2 separate regions of the Homo sapiens genome follow, and region 1 is linked to region 2. A link is a loop called in an ENCODE intact Hi-C map of the cell type or tissue named here. Cell type or tissue: PC-3. All regions are shown on one strand. Links, peaks and the distances in the headings refer to the core of each region. The heading gives the core; the rest is flanking DNA.

What was found. Hi-C counts contacts between places; a loop is a spot of excess contacts. Peaks named below come from ENCODE experiments on the same cell type or tissue, not always from the same donor. Only the 100,000 strongest peaks of a DNase experiment are listed, where the experiment ranks them.
Region 1: it touches region 2 in a loop (4-fold over the local background); 2 of 110 quality-filtered maps call a loop at or near these places.

The regions. Positions count from the first base shown.
Region 1 is chr4:123,451,139-123,454,065 of GRCh38, reverse strand. No RefSeq gene overlaps it. Among named protein-coding and RNA genes, the nearest start is that of SPRY1, 56 kb to the right of the region's middle. In PC-3, for the core only: no CTCF peak of the experiment used is centred there; a DNase peak (open chromatin) is centred at 1,315; H3K27ac peaks cover 473 bases.
Region 2 is chr4:123,563,703-123,566,629 of GRCh38, reverse strand. No RefSeq gene overlaps it. Among named protein-coding and RNA genes, the nearest start is that of LINC02435, 43 kb to the right of the region's middle. RefSeq lists an enhancer at 1,424-1,925. In PC-3, for the core only: CTCF peaks have their summits at 1,485 and 1,687; a DNase peak (open chromatin) is centred at 1,679.

The DNA.
Region 1 (2,927 bases), core at 148-2,647, 110 kb after region 2:
ATTCTTTCTAACTTTAGTACTTTAATTTATGTGGATTATAGAGGTACAATGATTTCAAACAATGGGCTATAGTATTCTGAAAAGGACCTTGAGATTTCTGAAGTTAAAAAAAGAAGATATAGAAAGCAGTTCTCCTCCTTATACTGGTTGCCTTATTTCGCTGAGGAAGGAAACTGAGCTACCAAATCTACTGTTATTAAATTTACACTTATTTACCTTCATTCAGATGTCGTCCTATGAACTTAGATTTTAGATGGACTCAGAGAAGTACCCCGATTGCCTTTCCTGTCAGAAAGCAACATTGGAAGTAAGTACACAAGGTGCTGCACTGCCAGGCAATGCCTTCTTGTCCATCGTCACGGTGCCTAGGAGGAACTGGGATTCCTTGTCCCAGGGGCCAATTTCTCAAACCAAAAAAAAAAAAAAAAAAAGATTCTAAATAGGTTTGCCTCCTGCCTCCCGCAAGGGAGACTGGCACACAGCTAATGGGCTCCAGCAGGACCCTCAGAGCCTGAAAGATGTACCATAATTTCCCTTTTGTGACTAACAGCAGTTCCCTGGTGCGTCACACAGCATTTTACATGTAGCGATGAATGGTTCATTAGCTCATTCCTCATCCTCTAAGCTGTGTGTAAGCTGGATTCCTTCTTCAGTGTGTTCATTTAACTTTTCTTCTTTTTTCCTCAATTTTTCTTTTCTTTCAGTTTCATTTGGATGCCTTTAAAAAAAAAGTCATTCTGTACTTTTGCCATTCTAAAGTCACCACAATCTCTCCATTCTCATTGTTTAATAAAGCCATTTTCCTTCTTGTGAGTCTCTCCCCTTCAATTATTCACAACACTCTCCTGTAGGATGATGTGTGTCACTATCAGCTGACCTGACCTCACTGTGGTCATCTTTTTTACTCCATCTGCCTTGTGACTGAAAAACACTGTAACACCTAAATTACATTATAAATTATAGATGGAGACAATTGAAGATTGTGATATAGGCTAGAAATAAGCCTTTGTTTGTTTTAGCTTAGATGGTCGTGGAGGGGTGGATGGGCTTATGATGTGTAGTTAAATCAAACATCCAAAAATGCATGATAACAACTGCAAAGACTGAAATAGAAGCTCCAACAGACCAGCCCACCTCTGAGGAGAGCCAGAGAAATGAAGGGATCAGAGAGAATGGAGGAGGATGAAAATACCAGTGAAAGAGCTGCTTCTGTTTATGTCTACTCACCAGATATACAAATTACTAATGATGAGCAACACTACAAGCAAATCTTTTAATCATGCCTTTTTCTAGCTACCAGTGATGACAGCAGCATTGGCAAGTCTCCCAGAATGGCACATGTGAGAGTTCCTCTATCTGATAGTAGGTAGTGTGGATATCAAGTACTATCTGATGTAGCAAAACTTCTTTTAATTTAGGAAATTATCATTTAATCAGACACAGTTTGTTCCATTCTGAATGGTTGTATTTTGTTCTTGGTTGAGTTCATGGATTAGAATAACCCAGGACATGAAAACCTAACCCATGATAAGATTTAGAATTGCTTGCTGTTAAGGATCTTCAAAAAAGTTTCACCTACTTTGAATGTACCTACTTTGAAAATTTAAAACACAGGAAAATTAAAATTAAGTATACAAAGTAAATATATATAAAAATTCTTTCCTGCAGTTACTTTCATCTGAGTTTTTTCCCACTGAACTATACATGGATTCTTTAATTTTTTTTAACTTAGGAGAGTTTAGTAATTATGAACTATGAATTTTTTCTTCCTTTTTAAAAAAAGTAATTATAATTCAAAAGAATCAGGAAAAAATCCACCAGCAAATAGAACTGAAATATGTTCTAAAAGATTAATGTTACTTCTCCAACATGTTTAACTATTAATGTGATATACAGTTTAAATTAATTTATTTCACCTCTAAATTTTGAATATTTTAAAATTACTCTTTGTTCACTATAACTAATAGTAGCTGCTGGCATTTCCTTCTCCAAACATCACTAGACTTTAAAGTTCTAGTGATTCAGACAAGGCTTTTTTCTCTATTTGAAAATACCAAAACTATTTGCTCCCTGAGAGAGGGGATATTGTCTTACTCATTATCTGTCTCTAGTACCACCTAATTCAAAGTGGATAGTCAATAAATATTTTTTGAAATCAAATGAAAATTTTTTTAAAGACAGGGTCTTGCTCTGTCACCCAGGCTGGAATGCAGTGGTGTGATCAGGGCTCACTGCAGTCTCAATCTCCTGGGCTCAACTGATCCTCCCACCTCAGCCCCACTAGTAGCTGGGACCACAGGTGTGAACCACCATGCCCAGCTAATTTTAAAATTTTTTTTGTAGTCAATGTATTGCCCAGGCTGGTCTCAAATTCCTGAGCTCAAGCCATCCTCTGGTTTTGGTCTCCCAAAGTATTGGGATTACAGGAGTGAGCCATGACCAGGCCAAATGAAATTTAAAATCAACTTTAAGCTCTCAAAATTTGCCACTTGTGAATAGCAGACTAAAAAAACAAAAATAAAACCTCATTCTCCCTATGACAATGGAAACCCAAATGCCTAGCATCACCAAAATATATTAACATCTTAAATACCTAATTTATTATTTAAGGCATAACTCAGATACCAAAGGAATATAGTGTTCTGGTAAAAATAAGATCTTAATAATTTAGGCCAATAAAGGAGCCTACCAGCTTGACTAAGTACAATGGCGCATTATTTTACTACAGTACTGTTGTTCTAATTTATTCAGCATCTACATATGCAGACCTTAAAGGTGTTTTAATGTATAGCAAGTGTAACTTCCTAACTTTTTAGAGTTTGGTTGATTTGGATATATCTTTAAAGGTCATTGGTTTAGTGAATAAAATAGTATCTCATTTATCTAGTAGTATCAGAAATAAGATATTTCAATTTTGTATATTTTGA
Region 2 (2,927 bases), core at 250-2,749:
AGCAAGAAAAAAAACAAATAATCCCATCAAAAAGTGGGCAAAGGTTAAGACTAGACAATTCTCAAAACAAGATATATAAATGGCCAACAAACATAGGAAAAAAATGTTTAACATCACCAATTATCAGGGAAATCCAAATTAAAACCACAATGAGATACCATCCTACTCCTGCAAGAATGGTCATAATTTAAAAATCAAAAAATAATAGATGTTGGTGCGAATGTGATGAAATAGGAACACTTTTACACTGCTGGTGGGAATGTAAACTAGTATAACCACTATGGAAAACAGGACGGAGATTCCTTAAAGACCTAAAAGTAGAACTACCATTTGATCCCTCAATCCCACTACTGGGTATCTGCCTAGAAGAAAAGAAGTCATTACATGAAAAAGACACTCGCACACTCATGTTTATAGCAGCACAATTTGCAAATGCAAAAATATGGAACTAGTCTAAATGCCCATCAACCACCCAGTGGATAAATAGAATGTGAGATAGATAGATAGATAGATAGATAGATAGATAGATAGATAGATAGATAGACAGATAATGGAATACTACTCAGCCATAAAAAATGAATGAAATAATGGCATTCACAGCAACCTGGATGGAGTTGGAGACTATTATTCTAAGTGAAGTAACTCAGGAATGGAAAACCAAATATCGTATGTTCTCACTTATAAATGGGAGCTAAGCTATGAAGATGCAAAGGCATAAGAATGATATAATGGATTCTGGAGACTTGAGGGCAAGAGTGGGGCAGAGGTGAGTGATAAAAGACTACAAATTGGGTACAGTGTTCACAGCCCGGGTGATGGGTGCACCAAAATCTCAGAAATTGCCACTAAAGAACTTACTCATGTAACCAAAAACTACCTGTAGCCCAAAAACTATTGAAATAATGACCAAAAAAAGGGGTGTGTGTGTGTGTGTGTGTGTAATAATCCAGGAAAGGGGCTGGGCAACCAGGGAAGTAGGTAGAAATATAGATAAAATAAGATTGGCCATGAGTTAATGATTGCTGTCAGTGTGGGAGATGGGTAAATGGGGAGGTCCATTGCACTATTCTCCTATCTTTATGTATGTTTGAAATTTTTATTACTAATAATAAATTTTTAATTGATTAGGCTTTGGAGCCAAATTGCCTGGGTTTGAATCCCAATTCAACTATTTAATAGCCATATAACCTTGAGCAAATTAAAGCAAGTTGTGAAACCTCTCTGTAACTCAGCTTCCCTATCTATAAAATAGGAGTGATACAAAGTCATTACTTCAATGGGTTGTTATGAAGATTAAGTGAAGTAATGTATGTAAGGTACTTAAAACAATTCCTGACATATAGTAGACACTTAAATGCTAGCTATTATAGTGTTCAGGGTCCACAAAATTGGTTGAAACCCTGACTTAGAATTTCTGGGCATTCAAACCCGTAAGACTGGCTCATGAGAAATCATTATTACTTCTCAATGAGGAGCACAATATAAATCCAACAACTTCCTTCTCTCACACACAACAGCTAAATAAGACTACGAAGACTGGTCAATCTTTCAATGCTCAACATTTTGACACTCTCTGCTGCTCCCAGTAGAGGCTTCAGGTCAATGTCACATTCTTATCTGTACTCCCCATGAAACGGCTGGGTTTCTTCTCTCACCACCACCTTTAGGGGGCAGCCCATAAGTATCTCGCTGAGACCTCTAGTGGTTGTGTTGGTTAGCAGAAAACACAGTGGACAGGAGTCAAAAGCCCTAGCTAGATTCTTATACTGTCTTTGTTCCTGAATCGCTGTATGACCTTGAAGAATCGCTTGCTCTTCCCAGAATTTAGATAACATAATGTTGACAACATTTTTGGAACTCTTGTCTGAAAATTCTCTTTAGAGACTATTAGAAAATTATTTGGAGCACCTTTTGCTAACGGCTAAGTCTTCAGCCTTTGAGGGTAAAATCATACTTACAGACAAGATCATTTGAATGAAATGCACAATAAAGCTGTCTCTGGTTTAAAACCAGGTGTAACTATTAATAAGGGAGACAATTTATTTTAAAAAGCATAGATTGACTTTTTAAAACATTCTAAAAGAAAGGCAGTAACAGAATTCTCAGATCAAATGTAAATAGTTTCTTTAGAAGATGTCTGCAGAGAACTTTTGGGGGGTGATGTTTATTAATTTTTCTTTAAACCAAGTTCATTAGTTTTAAATCTCACCTTAAGCAGAATCATAGTCTTTCATTTACAAAACACTTGGATGTATGGGTTTTGTCCTTTGTGCAGATGTAGTTATATAGGTTAAATTACAAATCAAAAATCATCAAATTATTTGTATTTCAATTAAACAGCTTAAAGAAACTCATAGGTACAAGTAGGAGCTAGGGCAGTTGTGTTGCACCCTGTGTGAAATGGAACTAATAATAGTGTCTCTACGGCCGGGCACAGTGGCTCACACCTGTAATCCCTATGCTTTGGGAAGCTGAGGTGGGAGGATAAGTTGAGCTCAGGATTTGGAGACCAGCCTTGGCAACATAGGGAAGCCAAGTCTCTACAAAAAAGAAAATGTAATAAGCCAGGTATGGTGGCATACACCTGTGGTACCAGCTACTTGGGAAGCTGAGGTAGGAAGATTGGTTGGGCCCAGGAGGTCAAGGCTGCAGTGAGTCATGACTGTGCCACTGCACACCAACCTGGGTGACAGAGTGAGATCCTATCTCAAAAACATTTTAAAAATAGATAGGTCGTTGAATGTGGGCTAATTTTTTTAATTTTTTAAAAATTAAAGGTTTTTTAAGGATTAAATGAGTTAATATATATAAAGTATTTAGATAGCTTATAATAAAAGTCAAGTAAGTATTAACTACTATGAACTTTATGAATATTTCACTGTTTCCAGTTCTCAAAAATGTAAATATCTCATTTAGTTTCATTTTTC